Regions from separate parts of the Homo sapiens genome. Here region 2 is linked to region 1. A link is an interaction called in ENCODE POLR2A ChIA-PET data of the cell type or tissue named here. Cell type or tissue: PC-9. All regions are shown on one strand. Links, peaks and the distances in the headings refer to the core of each region. The heading gives the core; the rest is flanking DNA.

Region 1 (10,376 bases), core at 2,841-7,840:
CCAGCCCATAGAATTATTGAGATAAAATAGTTAATGAAAAATGCTTAGCAGGGGCCTAACACACAAGACAGTAGGAAGCAGCTCTGGTTACAATTGTGATCATGATGTGGTTTGGGTGGGAGATGGTGAGCCCAAGGCAGAGGAAAAGGGGAGAGGGAGAGAAAGGAACAAATACAAAACTAAGGCTCAGTGAGGGGCAGGGGGTCGAGGTCATGCAGATGATACAGACAGAGCTGGACTATAACGTGGGTCTTCTGACAGCCACTTGCTTCTCGGCTCACTGCATCAGGGCTGTTTTCCCAGTTTCTGAAAGTTTTTTTATACGAGCCAATACTCACTCATACCTCCACCCACACAAAAATAAAAAGGACTTAAAGCAGAAGTTTTAGTTGGAAGTGAGCAAGAACTTCCTGGCAGCCAGAGCCACAGAATGCTGGTTCTAGAATCTCCAGCCTGGAGAAGTTCAGGACGAGTGTCCCAGGTCATTGAGACTGGAAATTACAACCTGACACCCGCTGGGCCGTATCTGGCTCACAGATGTGTTTGGCTTGGCCAACTTTTTCAAAATTGGGAGGTTTTACTGAAAAATCAGTAGATCAGGTGGTGCTGGGCCAAAGCAACACTCAGCTGATGCTGATGAGAGGGGGTGTGTGCCCCAAGCCCCTCTATTCCCCATTGCTTCCCTGGTGCTGAGGCTGACTATCTCCAAAGGGTGGAAGTGAGTGCTTTCTCACACTCAGCCAGTGTCTGTCTTCATGTTACCTGTCAGGCCCCTGGAAGCACTTATTTATACCTGTGGCTGTTGGTTTAGACTGACTCTCCCTAGGCCTGAGGCAGGAAGATGGAAGAGACAGATTTTTTTTTTTTTTGAGACAGATCTCACTCTGTCACCCAGGCTGGGGTGCAGTGGCCCAATCTCTGCTCACTGCAGCTTCTGCCTCCCAGTTTCAAGCAATTCTCCTGCCTCGGCCTTCTGAGTAGCTGTGATTTTCAGCACCCGCCACCACACCCGGCTAGTTTTTGTATTTTTAGTAGAGACAGGGTTGCACTATGTTGGCCAGGCTGGTCTCGAACTCCTGACATCAGGTGATCTGCCTGCCTCAGCCTCCCAAAGTACTGGGATTACAGGCATGAGCCACCGTGCCCAGCCAAGACAGATCTTTTTAAACCTTCTCACCAACTGAGGATTAACTGATCCCATTCAGAAACCACATCCCAGCTCCAAACCTTCCTGAAATAGATTATACTTTTTTTTTTTTTTGGAGTTGGGGACTCGCTCTGCCCAGGCTGGAGTACAGTGGTGTGATCATAGTTTACTGCAGTCTCCACCTCCTGGGCTTAAGCGATCCTTCTGTCTCAGTGCCTAAAGTAACTGGGACTACCATGAGCTACCATGCCTGGCTAAGTTTTCCTATTTTTTATAGAGACAGGCTGTCACTATGTTGGCCAGGCTAGTCTCGAACTTCTGGCCCCAAGAGATCCTCCTGTCTCAGCCTCCCAAAGTGCTGGGATTATAGGCATGAGCCACTGCACCCGGCCCCTGATTATACTTTGAATTCTAGAATGCCCCTACTGGAAGGGCCCTTGGAGATAGATATGCTTAGTGCCTCCCTTTTATAGGTGGGGAAACTGAGGCCAGGATCACCCAGAGAGTCAGGGGCATAATCTCACCCTCCCTAGGCATTTTTTTTTTCCCCAAGGAACAGGGCAGAGCTTGAAGGTAGCCCTAGGACTCTGTCCATTTTGGCTTTTCTCAGTCCTCTCTTCCCAAGTAAGGAGGCGGCAGATGCTAAGTGATACTAAAATCTTTGCCCGTTGCAGTAAATGGATAAATCTGGACCTTTAAGAAAAGCTCAGTCCAGCTGGGTGCAGTGGCTCATGACTGTAATCCCAGCACTTTGGGAGGCCAAGGTGGGTGGATCACCTGAGGTCAGGAGTTTTAGACCAGCCTGGCCAACATGATGAAACCCTGTCTCTACTAAAAATACAAAAAATTAGCTGGGCGTGTTGGCAGGTGCCCGTAATCCCAGCTACCTGGGAGGCTGAGGCAGGAGAATCGCTTGAACCCAGGAGGCAGAGGTTGCAGTGAGTCGAGATGGCACCATTGCACTCCAGCCTGGGCAACAAGAGCAAAACTCTTTCTTGAAAAGAAAAGAAAAGAAAAGCTTAATCCACATCTCAGAAAGTCCAGCTAACAACATCTGGTGAGACCATTTACAAAGGGAACCAGCCTTAAAAACACATACTCTCACACTTTTATTTTTTCCCCTCCTAATTATAAAAGCTATACAAGCTGGTTACGGAATGTTTGGAAAATCCGGGAAACTATGAAGAAAATTAAAAGGCTGCCTTACGAGGCCCCTGCCCCGCACAGCCCTCAGGGGTAACTGCAGTTAACACTTTACTTAATGTCCACTTGGAGTTTTTTCTAGGCTTACATGGTTTTATTCATACTATAGATCATACGGTATGACACTGTTTTCTTTAAAAAAAATTCCAATAGTCAGGGGTGGGAGAGTTGGCTGGCAAGGGGCCTCTTTCTGGAGTGGTGGAGGTCTTTTGTCTCTTGATCTGGGTAAGTGGTTACAGGGTTCATACATAGGTAAAAAGGCATCATCCTATGCCTTTTATATTTGTTTATTTTACTTGATAAAAATGGTATTTAAGATTATAATAATAGCAGCTCATTGCAAAGACATTGAAATGGAAGTATACGCACGCCCCTACTCCCCTGCCCAGGTTATAACCGCTGTGAGCAAGTAGTCCCTCCTAACCTGCAAGCTTCCCTGGGTCAGTCCAGAAGGTCGTGAGCATGGTATAGGAGCCAGCAGTGCGGGCCTGGTTCTGCCTGTCCCCTTGATGAGCTCCTTCTCTGACCTTGGGCTGCAGGGGAGGGGGCTGTGGCTCGTCTCACCTTCTTCCTTTTCAGCCTCACACCCGCTGGCTCCTGCCTGGGAACAGCCTGGCTCCTGCCGGGCTGCGGGCTGTGTTCACTGGGAAGGAATGGAAACACATCTATTAAGTTTCATGGAAATCATGCTGAGGGGCCCACGTCTGGTGTTTGGGTTCCTGTGGTCCCAGGCTGGGCTGCCGGGTGGATTGGGAATGAGAGTGGCTAGCGTTCCTTCCTGCAGCCGCCTGGGCACCCCCACACCCACCACAGTGTGCTTCCTCCAATACTTGGATGGCTTATGAGCCCCTGGGGTTCAGGCCTGTAGTGGGTAATGTGCTGGCCAAGAGCTCGGAGCTCTGTTAACTCGGAACATACTTCCTTTTTACTGGCTGCCCCTTAAATGGTAACAGTGTGTGGCAAACCAAGCCAATTTGTGAAAGCTAAGGGTGTCCCGGTCTCTGAGCCTTGCTCTGTGAGAGGTAAACAGTTTCTTCAGGCTCTACTAGAAACTGGGAAGGACAGGCAGCTGGGATCGTCAGTCCCCACAGCTGGTGGTCCCCAGGCAGAGGGGGCGGCAGGAAACAGGGGAAGATCTGGGCAGACTTGGCAGGCCCCAATCTGGATTGGATCCTGGCTCTGTCTTTCTCTTCTGTGCGGTCTTGGGCAAGATCAGCCTCGGTTTCTTGACTTGCAAAACGGGTCATTCCTACTTGGCTCCTGGCATCGTTGTGTGGGCTAAGCAAGAGAATGCAAGTAGGGGACCTGGGCACAGTAGCCGCCTGGAGACTGTTGTTATCATTGGGGTGACAGTAGTGGACACAGGGAGGGACCAGGAGATGGGGGATGCTTCACACAGAGGCTGGGACTTAAGCTTGGGCTGACAGGATGAGTGAAAATAAGTAAGAATGAATAGCAATAACAGCAGCGGCCATGCCTTTGACTTTCCCCAAGACCCTGTACATCCATTAATTAGCTCCTTGTGTGTCTAGAACAATCATCTGAGTGAGGTAGGATAGGAATCAGAATCCCATCTATGTGCAGAAGGGGAAACTGAGGCACATCAGGGAAAGATAGTTTAACTCACTGTTTCCCTGAGGTTAGGATGCAGACCACAGTGATGACATAGACAACTGGCAAGGGGCCTCTCTCTGGAGTATGGAGCTCTTTTGTCTCTTGATCTGGGTAAGTGGTTACAGGGGCTCATACATAGGTTAAAAAGGCATCAACCTGTGCCCTTTAAATTTGTTTATTTTACTTGACGAAAATGATACTTAAGATTATAATGGGGCCAGGCACAGTGTCTCATGCCTGTAATCTCAGCACTTCAGGAGGCCGAGGAGGGCGGATCACCTGAGGTCAGGAGTTCAAGACCAGCTTGGCCAACATGGTGAAACTGCATCTCTACTAAAACTACAAAAATTAGCTGGGCGCGGTGGTGGGTGCCTATAATCCCAGCTACATGGGAGGCTGAAGCAGAAGAATCACTTGAGCCCGGGAGGCGGAGGTTGCAGTGAGCCAAGATTGCATCACTGTACTCCAGCCTGGGTGACAAAGTGAGACTCTGTCTCAAAAAAAAAAAAAAAAGACTATAATAGCAGTGGCTCATTGCAAAGACATTGAAATAGAAGTATACACATCCCCCCACCCCCACTCCATTGCCCAGGTATAACCACTGTGAGCAGGTAGTTTTCTATGTCCCTCTGCACTACAAGGTTCCCTGGGTCAGTCCAGAAGGTCATGAGCATAGTATAGGGGCCAGGAATGCGGGCCTGGTTAGACACAAGGTATGTCACAGACTGGAACTAAATGACATGGAACCATGTGATGGACAATCAGTCCCTTTCAAATTCCCTGAGCTTCTCCAGACCTAAGGAGAAAGACTTCCTCTGGGGATAAGATGTCTTTAACATCTCTCTGATGCATTTGGGAGAAAGAGAGGGAGAAGACCCCCTTAGGCTCCAAGAGGTGACCAGATGTCCCTAGAATTTAATGGTACTATTCGTTTTCATTGTTTATTTTTATTTTTTAAAGTAGTTTATTTTCACAGAAATACAAACAGTAAACAAAAAATATACTTTATATAAGTAATATATTTAAATATATTTTAATAAATGAAATAATACAAAAACCATCCAATGCATCATCAGTTTATTTTTGGAGTTACATTCGATTTATGCCAGTTTACAGTTATTTCTCCATTTATAGTGATGATGTAATAACAGTTATAATATTGCCACAGATCCACCCAAACATGGTGATTCCTACCTTCTTCTTCTTGCCCTTGCCCCCACATGTGCCTGGTAACATGGCCGCCCCCACATATCCCCACCTGTGTAGAACATCATGGCGCCCTGCATTTGCATATTAAAAAGCTAGGGTAGTAGGGCCAGTTTTTTCGTGGGCTACATGAGTGACATGCCTGGTCAAACCAATCCCTTGAGCCCTATGCAAATCAGACACCATCTCCTCCAACCTCCTCGTAGAAGCAGCCACTTTTCTGCAGCACACGGGGTTTTCTCTTTGTTAGAATCCTCCTCCCTCTGTCTCCATACAGGGGAACTGTTTTCTTCTTCCTTCTTTCTTTCTTGCCTATTAAACTTTCTGCTCCTTAAAACCACACACACACACACACACACACAGACACACACACACACACACACACACCATAATAATAATAATAATAATAATATGACCACAGAAATTGTAGTGATGGCTCTTACTTAATGAGCACCTACTAAATTCTAGTCCTGTGCAGAGAATTCGCATGTATTACCTCAATACACCCAATCTTGATCAACTCCTTAAGGTGGGTGTAATTACAGTCTCCATTTTACAGATGAGGAAACTGAGGCACAACGAGTTAAATCTGACTTGCCAGGTACACACAACCAGTAAGTGACAGAACCAGAGTTTGAACCCGGGCAGTCTGGCTGCACTTGCATAACCACTGTGATGATACAGAGTCTCATTGAAAAACACAATTATGTAAGTTTTGAAAAAGTGAGTGGATTTGAAGAAAAATAGTAAGTGCTAATAGTATGCATGGTATGAGGAGATGCTAAACATCATAAAAGTCATCATGAATGATTAAATTTCCAAAACCAAAACAAATCAAGCTTAGCCCAGCTCAATATGCTTTCTTTACACAAGGAAAGAGGCCCAGAGAGGGAAAGGACCTACTCAAGGCTGCACAGAGAGGCTGGAGCCAACGTCTCAACAGAGAGGCCAGAGCCCAAGTCTCAGGAGAGAGGAGGGAGGGAGTGGGGAGGGCACCTGGCAGGGGAAGGGACTGCTCCCAGGATTGCATGGGGTGGGAAATGTCAGAGTTTGACCATGATTGGTGGGGGTTGGGGGGGGATTAGAAGAGGACACCGGGCCAGATGAGACCTTCCCTGTTCTGCCAAGTTGAAGGCCCCTCCCTCCACCTCAGTGTAAAACCTCCTGGGTACATGTGATTTCAGCACCAGATGCCTGTCGGTCCATCATCCTCTCTGAGCTCACTGCCACGGCAGTGCCCGGACCCTGTTTCCATCACAATGGGCTGTGGACACTCATTCATTCACTCATTCATTCTACAAATAGTGATGGCGGTCCCCTGCGCCCAGCACTGTGTGGGCTACGGGTGGGAGGGAGCCTCAGTCCTCTGTAAAAGCCTCCTGGCATTGGAATCTTGCTGGCATTGAGAAATGCCACCCTCCTCCTCCTCAGAGTTCCTATTGTATTTCTCTTTCTTCAGGGGCCTCATTTACTAAAATGATTTTTCCCTCCTTAAGTAAGCTCCCTTTGAGTGGGGTCCTTATTTATTCTCATCTCCCTTTGCCCCCCTGGGCAACAGGTGGACCTGGAGCTTGCAACCAGGCTGGGGCAACCAGAAGGGCCCCCGTGAGGCTCATGACCTATGGGTCCTAAGACCATACCTGGGTGGAAACCTCTGGCCTAGTCCAACTTGTCTATTTGACAGAAAAATGGTGGTTCTGACCAGGCGTGGTGGTTCATGCCTCTAATCCCAGCATTTTGGGAAGGCGAGACGGGTGGCTAGCTTGAGCTCAGGAGTTCAAGACCAGCCTGGGCAACATGGTGAAACCCCATCTCTACCAAAAATACAAAAATTAGCTAGGCATGGTGGTGGGTGCCTGTGGTCCACAGCTACTCGGGAGGCTGAGGTGGAAGGATTGCTGGAGCCCAGGAAGTCAAGACTGCAGTGAGCCGAGATAGCACCACTGCACTCCAGTCTGGGCAACAGAGCAAGATCTTGTCTTTAAAAACAAACAAACAAACAAACAAACAAAAAGGCCAAGCACGGTGGCTCATCCCTGTAATTCCAGCTACTCGGGCTGAGGCAGGAGAATCGCTTCAACCCAGAAGGCGGAGGCTGCAGCAAGCAGAGATCGGAACACTGCACTCCAGCCTGGGCAACAGAGCAAGACTCTGTCTCAAAAATAATAATAATAATAATAATAATAATAATAAAGAGAAGACAAGAAAAGGAAAAGAAAAATTGTGATTCAGAGAGGGACATTTTGTTTCTTCTGCCATAAAATTTATGAAGCACCTGTTTGTGCCTGGTCCTGTGCAGACACCGAGGCCCCAAAGAGGAAAAGAAGCCAGTGCTTACTGTACCTGCCTCCTGTTGCCACCGTAGCAAATGATCATGCACTTTAGTTTCAAGCTACACAAGTATAGTACCTTGCAGGTAATAAAAGATCAGAGGCCTGACATGCATTTCACTGGGCCAAAAACAAAGTCTTGGCAGGGCTATTTCTCTTCTGGAGGCTCTAGGGGAGAATCCATTTGCTTGCCTTCTCCAGCTTCTAGGAGACGCCCGCATTCCTTGGCTCCCGCTCTATGTTCCAAGCCAGCAACATCACATCTCTCTGATCCTGCTTCCGTTGTCATATTTCCGCTATTTATTTATTATTTTATTTTATTTATTATTGCTCTGTCGCCTAGGCTGGAGTGCAGTGGCGCCATCTTGGCTCACTGAAACCTCCATCTCCCAGGTTCAAGCAATTCTCATGCCTTGGCCTCCCGAGTAGCTGGGATTACAGGCATGCATCACCACACCGGGCTACTTTTTTGTATTTTTAGTAAAGATGGGGTTTTGCTATGTTGGCCAGGCTGGCCTTGAACTCCTGACCTCAAGGGATCCACCCACCTCAGCCTCCCAAAGTGCTGGGATACAGGCATGAGCCACCACACCCAGCCTATTTACGATTTTTAATGTAATAAGAGATGGGATCTCACTATGTTGCCCAGGCTGGTCTCAAATTCCTAGCCTCAGGCGATCCTCCCACCTCAGCTTCCCAGAGTGCTGGGATTACAGGTGTGAGCCACCACCCCTGGCCCATAGTCACATTTCCTCTTACCCTTCCCTCTTCTGCATCCTCTTCCACCTGGTGATTACACTGGGCCCATTTGTCTAATCCAGGATGGTCTCCTTGTTTTAAAGTCAGCTGATTAGCAAACTTAATTCCATTGGTAGCCTTAACTCCCCTTTGTCTTGTAACAGCACGTTCACAGGTTCCAGAGATTAGGATGAGGGCGTCATTGGAGGTCATTCTACCCATTACACCTGCCTTTAGATGGGAACCGCTGTAATAGGGGTACTATAGGATCCCAGAAAAGGGGACACCTGATCTCCCTGGGGTAGTTGGGGGCACCCAAGAAAATCTCCTGGAGGAGTTGACAGCTGACCTGAGTCTTGAATGAGGAGTTGGCCAGGTGAGGAGGGGTGGAAGTGAAGGGCATTCCAGCAGGAAGCCACTGCATGTGCGGTGGCCTCGAGGTGAGCAAGGGAAGGCATGTGCCACTGTGGCCGAAGCATGGAGAGGGGTGGCGAGGCTGGAGGGGAGGCGGGGGCGGAGGGCAGCTGCCAGATCTCAGGGGAGCTGGATGCCTGGAGGCTGATGCTTCCTGAAGACGGTGGGAACCTTTGAGGAGTTTGGAGCAGAGACTGATGAGGTCTGGTTTGCATTTGAGAAAGGTCGCTCTGGGGTCCTGGTGGAAAATGGCTGGGGTGAGGCAGACGAGAATTTGGCAGCCAAAGAGAGGAGTCAGGTGATCCTGGGTCCTGGGCCCAGTTTTCCCTCTTCTGGACTCTGACTGCCAGGGGGACGGGCTGACTGCCTTCTGGATCCCTTCCTGGAAGAGGCGGTGAAGCCTGGATCAGGGCGGGGGCAGGGGACAGCGCGGAGCACCTGGCTGGAGAGCTGTTGGTGGAGGGGAAGTGGTGTGGGACACACTGAGGGCTGATTGTGGGTTGGGAGGCAGGAGGAGAAGCAGTGCTGTGAGCAGATTTCTGGCCTAGGAGCCTGACTGGGCGGTGGGGTCATCACCGAGGTAGGACTGGGGGAGGAGCAGGTTTGGGAAGTTGCCAGGTTGGGTCTGATATGTTGGCGGTTGGTGGCTGAGAGGCATCTAGGAGGTCCATGGGAGGCAGCTGGCTGTACAGTCTGCAGCCGTGGACTTGTATCAGTTATTGCTGTGTGAAAAATGACCCCAAAGCTCAGTGGCAAAACAGCAATCACTTATTCTCACTCTCCCATCTGCATGTGGAGTGGGGCTGTCTGGTCTGGGCTGGGCTTCCCTCGTGGCTCAGCTTCAGGCTGCAGGCCTGCAGGCCAGCCAGGCGGTCAGACTGGGGCAATGCCAAAATCCTCTTTCCCTTTGACCCTGACCTGAATGCCCACCCCCCACCCCTATTCCTCCACGTCTCCGTGGATCAGCAGATGACATTTGAGCAAAGACCTGCAAGAGGTGTGGGAATGAGGCTGTCTTGAGGAAGAGCATTCTAGGCAGAGGGAACAGCCAGTGCAAAGGCCCCGAGGTGAGATTGTGCCTAGTGTGTTTGAGGGACAGGAAAGAAGGCCAGTGTGGCTGGCAGTGATGAGTGAGGGGGGTGGGGTAGGAGAGGAGGTCAGAGAATTAGCAGGGGCCTTAGGCATATGGGGCCTGGAAGGTCACGGGAAGTGGTCTCTGCCCTTATTATCATTGCTATTATCACCCCCTCCTCCTGTCCCCCACAGGACCCTCCATCCCTCGACACAGCCATCCAGCATGCCCTGGCGGGCCTCTATCCTCCTTTCGAGGCCACAGCACCCACCGTCCTGGGTCAGGTGTTCCGTCTCCTGGACTCTGGCTTCCAGGGGGATGGGCTGAGCTTCCTTCTGGATTTCCTGATCCCTGCCAAGCGCCTGTGTGAGCAAGTGCGAGAAGCAGCCTGTGTAAGTCAAGAGGGAAACAGGGACAGGGAACAAGCTGTTCCAGAAAGTCATGGGGCTAGAGGCGGGCAGAGAAGGAGGTGGGCTGGCCTGTGTCTTGTTTCACGGGGAGCTGAGGGTGTGGGGGGACTTTCCAAGTATCATTGCTTGCCCAGGGGGAGACATCAGCCCCCCAGATCGAAGGGGATTTACCTTGTGACATCTATGAGTTCATTACATTGTACTGTCACCAGCAGAGAAGAAGGCCTGAGTAAAGGCATCCT
Region 2 (7,840 bases), core at 1-5,000, 120 kb after region 1:
TCTGAGGGTGCTGATTTGCCTCTGGCCTCCTAAGCCTTGCCAATCTCCCTCTTTAGCAGTAGACTCAGGTCTGAAACTCAGAGTCCACAGCACATCACTGTATCTGGCCAGAATTGAATATGCATGACTTTGTTTGTATTTTCTCTCTTTTTTTCCCCCTTGAGACAGGGTCTCACTCTGTTGCCCAGGCTGGAGTGCAGTGGTGCAATCACGGCTCACTGCAGCCTCGACCTTCCAGGCCCAAGCGATCCTCCCACCTCAGCCTCCCAAGTAGCTGGAACTATAGGCTCACCCCACCACTCCCGGCTTGAATTTTTGTATTTTTTATAGAGACGGGGTCTCACTATGTTGCTCAGGCTGGTCTCAAACTCCTGGGCTCAAGCAATCCTCCTGCCTCAGCCTCCCAAAGTGCTGGGATTACAGGCGCGAGCCACTACACCCAACTACTTGTATTTATTTACTGCTCCTCCCTGCCTCCTACAAACAGACCCCAGGTCTGTTTTCTTAAATGCTAAACTACATGAATCCTTAAAATGCTAAACTGCTAAGGTCCTCCAGCCTCAGTGTTCTTTTCAGAAACATGGGGCTAAGAACCACACTTCAGTGGGTAGCTTTGTTCCTGCCATCTTCTTTCTCATCCCCATATCACTGTGCGGCTTTTGCTCTGCAACGACCCTTGGTCTTACCTCTGCCCAGCAGGTGATAAGATCTGGGAACAGAGAGGAAACAGAGGGGAAACAGAGAGGGGAGGTCATCTCCCCGGGCTCACACAGCCAGTGAGTGGCCAGACAGGGCCTGAGGCAAGTCTCCCAATCTGAGCACTTACTGGCAGAGGTGATTCTTCATCTGTGCAACGGGTACAGCATCACGAGCCTCGTGGAGGGAAATGACCTTATGTCCATGAGAGGCATTCTTCAGTGAGTGTGGACCATATTGTTGGACTCTAAGATCTGGATTATTAGTCCAGATGCCTGCACAGTACATATCAGCTGTGTGACCTAGGACAACGTTATTTCACCTGCTGGAGACTCAGTTTTCTCATCTGTAAGTTGGGTGGTAATACACGTACAAGCCTTTTAGGGTTGTCATGTAGGTGAAGTAGGAGCCCGCCGTGGGAAGTGCAGTGCCTGGTGCAGCAAGCAGATGTCGGCTCTGATCCTCCCCAGGATGAAGGGCCCGCGGCTCACACACCCTGAGTCCCGAGCGCACCAGGCTCTTCCGGGACACTCGCTCAGCTCATCCTCCCACAGCCTTAGGAGTGCCTGTGCCACGCAGATCCAAACATCGAGGACCTGGGAGGTGGAGTGGCTCACGCGGGGTCACCCATTAGAAGAGGCAAAGGCAGGATTAGAACCAAGGCCCGTGGGAGTCCAAGTGCGTCCTCTACCCGCTGCTCAGTGTCCACTCTCCAGCTCCTCGCTGGGAACCCTGGAGCCACAGTGGGGAGTTCAGGGATCCGCCCAGCCATTCCCCCGCTGTGTGACCCCAAGCACATTCCTTCCCCTCTCTGTGCCTCTTGGAGTTGCAAGAGAGTTGGGAGGGGTGATTCTGCATCATGAGCACCCTCCTTTCTCCCCTTCTGCAGAGAAGAGCGTTCCTCTTTGCATCCTCTATGAGAAATACCGTGACTGCCTTACGGAGTCCAACCTCATCAAGGTGCGGGCCCTCCTCGTGGAGCCAGTTATCAACAGCTACCTGCTGGCTGAGAGGGACCTCTACCTGGAGAATCCAGAAATCAAGATCCGGGTAAGGGCAGGCTGGGCAAGGGGCAGGGTCCCAGGGCAGCTCAGCGCTGGGGAGAGGGCAGATCCCTACCCCCACCCCACACACCTGCATCCCTGCAAGCTCCAGACCTTTGGTGCCTTAGCGATCCTCAAATCCTAGCCTCATCGAAGAAAAGCATCATGAAGCCTAGAGAATTGGGGACTCGTAGCCTCTAGGAATGAATCTGAAAATCCCAGAGTGTTAGGGTCATGGAATTTGGGGATCTTAGAGTCATGAATCCTTCAAATGCTATACTACTAAGGCTGGAACCCCCAGGCACTGGGCACTGGTGGGGCAGGGTGGGGTGGGGGAGTGAAGGGCACAGACTAGAGTCTCACTGCCTGAATTTGTACCAGGGCAGCCCTGGGCATGTGAGTTTGCCCCTCTGTGCCTCAGTTTATTCATCTGTAACATGGGGTTAATAATAGCACTGAGGGGTGTTGTAAGAATTAAAAGCATATCCACAGGAAACACATAGAGCCATCCTCAGCACATGATAAGGGCTCACTGAAAGCTAACTATCCTTATCATCGCCATCATCATCATTATAGCCCTTCACTTAGAGGAGCCGCAGCCCACAACCCCTAAGGGCAACAATTACACTTAAATGGTAAACAGCAGAGGGAGCGGCAGTGAGCAGTGTGTCAGACATTCTGCTGGAAGCTTGCACATATTAGCTCAGTTAATCCTCACAAGAACCCTCAGTCAGGCATTTCTCTCCCATGAAGAATCCAAGGTGTACAGAGTGGGGAGTAACTTCCCCAGGTCACACAGTGAAGAAGAGGCAGAGATCAGCCTGGCTCAAAAGCCTGTGATCTTTCCCCTCCAGACCCTGGGACAAGGGAGGCACTTTGGACATCCCCTGGGTCACGTGGAGCCTCATTGCAGCTCCATGCAGGAGACCTGGGCCGGTAGCACAATCGGTGTTTTCCCGATGAAGAAACTGAGGCACAGAGGTGGGGGGAGGGGGGGTGATCGTGGCAGACCTGGGTACAGCTTTGTTCAGCAAATATTGGGCCAAATTGCAGTGAATGCAGACAGCCCAGCCTGGATCCCACCTGCCCTTGACATCTGCCCCATGCCCTCTTCCAGATCCTTGGGGAGCCCAAGCAGAAACGCAAGCTGGTGGCTGAGGTGTCCCTGCAGAACCCGCTCCCTGTGGCCCTGGAAGGCTGCACCTTCACTGTGGAGGGGGCCGGCCTGACTGAGGAGCAGAAGACGGTGGAGATGTAAGTGCTGGCTGCTCTAGCTTTGGGGCCTGGGGGAAGCGGGCAGATGCCGGTGGGGGTAGAGACTGTCCTTAGGTACCAAGCCCTGGCTGAAAATCCCCTCCTCTCATCTCCCACACAGCTGTGCCCACTCCCAGACACCCTGGGGCTAGAGTTCCCACCGTCACATTCTCTGTCAATGCTGACACCACCCATGCACAGATCTGCCACAGACCTCCACAGTGACATCATCCGTCAATAGGCGCTCACCTGCAGACACGTGCATCCTCACATAGACAGGTATCTGCCCTCCGAATGTCCACACATGAGCATGCACACACATATGCATGCGTGGGTGTTTCCACATAGATACGTAGCTGCACACATACATACGAGCACACACTTCTTTTTTACTTTTTTACTGTAATGTAACTTATATACAGTAAAAAGCACAGATCACCTATGTACAGCTCAATACATTTTCACACACACGGCTACCTGAGCCTATCCCCTTGTGCCCCTAAATGCACCATCTGCTTTTATGCACACGGACACACATGCGTGCACAGGCACTGTTCACTCTAGGAGGGCAGATTGTCCAGGCCCCGCAGAGGGCCGAGAATGAGGCCCATTCATGGACACGCTGTGCTGATCCTCGGAGGTCACGTGACTTCCTGGCTGGACCCCAGCATGCGGGAGCCAGGCCTTGGGCCCCTTTCCTCACCACCCCCTCTCTCCCTGCAGCCCAGACCCCGTGGAGGCAGGGGAGGAAGTTAAGGTGAGAATGGACCTGCTGCCGCTCCACATGGGCCTCCACAAGCTGGTGGTGAACTTCGAGAGCGACAAGCTGAAGGCTGTGAAGGGCTTCCGGAATGTCATCATTGGCCCCGCCTAAGGGACCCCTGCTCCCAGCCTGCTGAGAGCCCCCACCTTGATCCCAATCCTTATCCCAAGCTAGTGAGCAAAATATGCCCCTTCTTGGGCCCCAGACCCCAGGGCAGGGTGGGCAGCCTATGGGGGCTCTCGGAAATGGAATGTGCCCCTGGCCCATCTCAGCCTCCTGAGCCTGTGGGTCCCCACTCACCCCCTTTGCTGTGAGGAATGCTCTGTGCCAGAAACAGTGGGAGCCCTGACCTTGGCTGACTGGGGCTGGGGTGAGAGAGGAAAGACCTACATTCCCTCTCCTGCCCAGATGCCCTTTGGAAAGCCATTGACCACCCACCATATTGTTTGATCTACTTCATAGCTCCTTGGAGCAGGCAAAAAAGGGACAGCATGCCCCTTGGCTGGATCAGGGAATCCAGCTCCCTAGACTGCATCCCGTACCTCTTCCCATGACTGCACCCAGCTCCAGGGGCCCTTGGGACAGCCAGAGCTGGGTGGGGACAGTGATAGGCCCAAGGTCCCCTCCACATCCCAGCAGCCCAAGCTTAATAGCCCTCCCCCTCAACCTCACCATTGTGAAGCACCTACTATGTGCTGGGTGCCTCCCACACTTGCTGGGGCTCACGGGGCCTCCAACCCATTTAATCACCATGGGAAACTGTTGTGGGCGCTGCTTCCAGGATAAGGAGACTGAGGCTTAGAGAGAGGAGGCAGCCCCCTCCACACCAGTGGCCTCGTGGTTATTAGCAAGGCTGGGTAATGTGAAGGCCCAAGAGCAGAGTCTGGGCCTCTGACTCTGAGTCCACTGCTCCATTTATAACCCCAGCCTGACCTGAGACTGTCGGAGAGGCTGTCTGGGGCCTTTATCAAAAAAAGACTCAGCCAAGACAAGGAGGTAGAGAGGGGACTGGGGGACTGGGAGTCAGAGCCCTGGCTGGGTTCAGGTCCCACGTCTGGCCAGGCACTGCCTTCTCCTCTCTGGGCCTTTGTTTCCTTGTTGGTCAGAGGAGTGATTGAACCAGCTCATCTCCAAGGATCCTCTCCACTCCATGTTTGCAATGCTTTTATATGGCCCAGCCTTGTAAATAACCACAAGGTCCACTCCCTGCTCCACGAAGCCTTAAGCCATAGGCCCAGGATATTTCTGAGAGTGAAACCATGACTGTGACCACCTTCTGTCCCCAGCCCTGTCCTGGTTCCTTCCTATGCCCAGGTACCACCCTTCAGACCCCAGTTCTAGGGGAGAAGAGCCCTGGACACCCCTGCTCTACCCATGAGCCTGCCCGCTGCAATGCCTAGACTTCCCAACAGCCTTAGCTGCCAGTGCTGGTCACTAACCAACAAGGTTGGCACCCCAGCTACCCCTTCTTTGCAGGGCTAAGGCCCCCAAACATAGCCCCTGCCCCGGAGGAAGCTTGGGGAACCCATGAGTTGTCAGCTTTGACTTTATCTCCTGCTCTTTCTACATGACTGGGCCTCCCTTGGGCTGGAAGAATTGGGGATTCTCTATTGGAGGTGAGATCACAGCCTCCAGGGCCCCCCAAATCCCAGGGAAGGACTTGGAGAGAATCATGCTGTTGCATTTAGAACTTTCTGCTTTGCACAGGAAAGAGTCACACAATTAATCAACATGTATATTTTCTCTATACATAGAGCTCTATTTCTCTACGGTTTTATAAAAGCCTTGGGTTCCAACCAGGCAGTAGATGTGCTTCTGAACCGCAAGGAGCAAACACTGAAATAAAATAGTTTATTTTTCACACTCAAACTAGGTCTGGTCTGTTCCTTTATGAGTTTGGAGGGAGATGGGTAGGTGAGCTCGCTCACACCTGGACCCCCACTTCCTGCCTAGGAGTCTTTCCTGAGCCTCAGCCCTGTCCCTGCGTTTAAACTTTACTGGCATTCAAGGTCCTACACAGGCTGGCTCCATCTCCGGCCCCTTCCACCAACAGTCTGTTTTTGGGCCACAATTAACTTCCTGTATCCCCAGAACACCCTGCGTAGTTGTCTACCTCTTGGCTTTTGTGTATGTAGTTCCCTGAGCCTGGAGTGCCCCTCCTTTTCTTTCCCTGCTTGGCAAACTCCTACTCATCCTATAATGCTTAACACCAAAGTCACCTCTTCTGTGAAACCTTCCTTGATATCTTTTCGGGTCCCCAGAGTCCTGGAATATGGACCAATTCAAACATTTATCACAGTAAATTTTACTTCCACGTTGGCCTATCTGTCCCCTTCTCCATCCTATCTGAAGCCCTCGAGGCAGGGACCACGTATCTCTTAAATACACTAATAAATGCTGAATTGGTAAATGAATGTTTCCTAACTCAACTCCCACAAGACCTGTGCTGTCCCATAGAAATAATACATGAGCCACAAATGCAAGCCACATATGTAATTTAGAATTTTCTAGTGACCACATTGAAAACAGTAAAAAAGCCATAGGTGGAATTAGCTTTAATAATGTATTTTATTTAATCCAATATATCCAAAACATTATTTCAACATGTAATCAATATAAGAATTAGTAAGGTATTTGACCTTCTTATTTTTGTACTCAATCTTTGAAATGTGGTGTGTGTTTTATACTGACAGCAGGTCTCAATTTGAACTAGCTGCATTTCAAGTGCTCGGTAGCCAGTCTGGCTAGTACTGGATGAAGCAGGTCTAGACTGCGATTCCGTGGATGTGCAGACTTGGTCATTCATCTCATTCCCCACCATCGAAGCACTCATGAGTATCTGTTGAATGAATAGATGATGGGGACAGTCCCCACCCTTGGGAAGTCATGTAGAAAGACATGACATGCACATAAAAAATAAATCAAAATAAAAACATGACATCACGTGTTCTGGGTGCCGAATCCTTCTGTTCCTTGGACGCTACAACCTGGTGCTGGCTGGGTGGCTTGATAATTGTATCAGTGAGTCACCAGCTGGAAAACAGAAACCGCACTACTATTTCAGGCAGAGAGGGAGTTCATAGAGGAAGTTCATTCCAGAAGTATCCAAAGGGGCAGAGGAGCAGATGGGAGAAGGAGTGTGACCTAGAAATTGGGAAGCAGCTGCAAAGCCCACGAGCTGGCGCCCACAGCCCTAGAACCAACATAGCTGCTGGGAAATACAGAGCCTGCGGAAGCCACCTGAGGCTGCAGCCAGAGGCAGGCTGGCATCTCCCCTCCTCAGGCCTCTTTCCCACTGGCAGATCCCAACCTGAAACCGGCTGGGAAGCAGCTCTGGAAAATGTCATTTTCCAACTTCCAGCCCCCTGAAATACAGAGAGGGTAAGCAAGGGCAAGGATGGAGTAGTTGGGACCTATTGCCATTCCCTGTGCTAAAAACACTTTTACTATCCTCTCTACCTAATGAACTCTTACTCAACCTGCAAAACCCTGCCCCAAGGAGGCCTCCTTTGTGAAGCCTTCCTGGACTGCAGCCAACTGCCTTGACCTCCCCAGACCTTTACGATACTGGATACTCGGCAGCCTTAGTTAGGAATAGCAGTTTCTGTGCCTGTCCCTTCTTCCGGAGCACCCTGAGGGCAGGGTCAGGGCACAGCCCCAACAAGGGCTGCCAACTCTGGCTTCCAGGCCTGAACAGCCTCCCGGCTATACAGCAGGGGCAGGGCTGCTCCAGCCAGGGCTGCTGACACTGGGCAGGTGCACAGGCCTCCCTGATCAGCCCCCAAGCCTGCCCCACTCCGGGGAGCCCACTAGCCAGGAACCCAGGAAGGGGAAGGATACTGACTCTTTGGGGCACATATGTCCATTTTACAGACAGAGAAAATGAGCCTGAGGCCTTGCCCCTCAAACCCCATGTGAGGGCTGAGTCTGGGCCCCACAAGGACAGTGCTGGGCACTGCTCTTTGGCAGGTCAGGGCTGCCAATCCCCACCCAAGCTCTGCTCATAGCTTGGTGCCAGGGGCCTGGACTCCGGATCAGAGCTGGCTCTGCCACAGACTCACAGTGTGGCTTCAGGCAGGTTGTC

The links. Peaks named below come from ENCODE experiments on the same cell type or tissue, not always from the same donor. Only the 100,000 strongest peaks of a DNase experiment are listed, where the experiment ranks them.
Region 2: POLR2A ChIA-PET joins it to region 1 with 13 read pairs; 2 of 35 experiments call an interaction of 5 or more read pairs at or near these places.

Annotation. Positions count from the first base shown.
Region 1 is chr20:38,245,669-38,256,044 of GRCh38, reverse strand. It overlaps KIAA1755, which reads left to right. Exons shown (of 14, transcript NM_001029864.2): 2 at 9,919-10,116. LOC124904900 (a long non-coding RNA gene) reads right to left here and starts at 4,082. Exons shown (of 3, transcript XR_007067581.1): 1 at 2,775-4,082. RefSeq lists enhancers at 2,484-3,076, 9,103-9,603. In PC-9, for the core only: no CTCF peak of the experiment used is centred there; no DNase peak of the experiment used is centred there.
Region 2 is chr20:38,126,246-38,134,085 of GRCh38, reverse strand. It overlaps TGM2 (transglutaminase 2), which reads left to right. Exons shown (of 13, transcript NM_004613.4): 11 at 1,586-1,746; 12 at 2,857-2,993; 13 at 3,717-6,701. The coding sequence ends at 3,867. Among named protein-coding and RNA genes, the nearest start is that of TGM2, 35 kb to the left of the region's middle. In PC-9, for the core only: no CTCF peak of the experiment used is centred there; a DNase peak (open chromatin) is centred at 2,365; H3K27ac peaks cover 4,654 bases.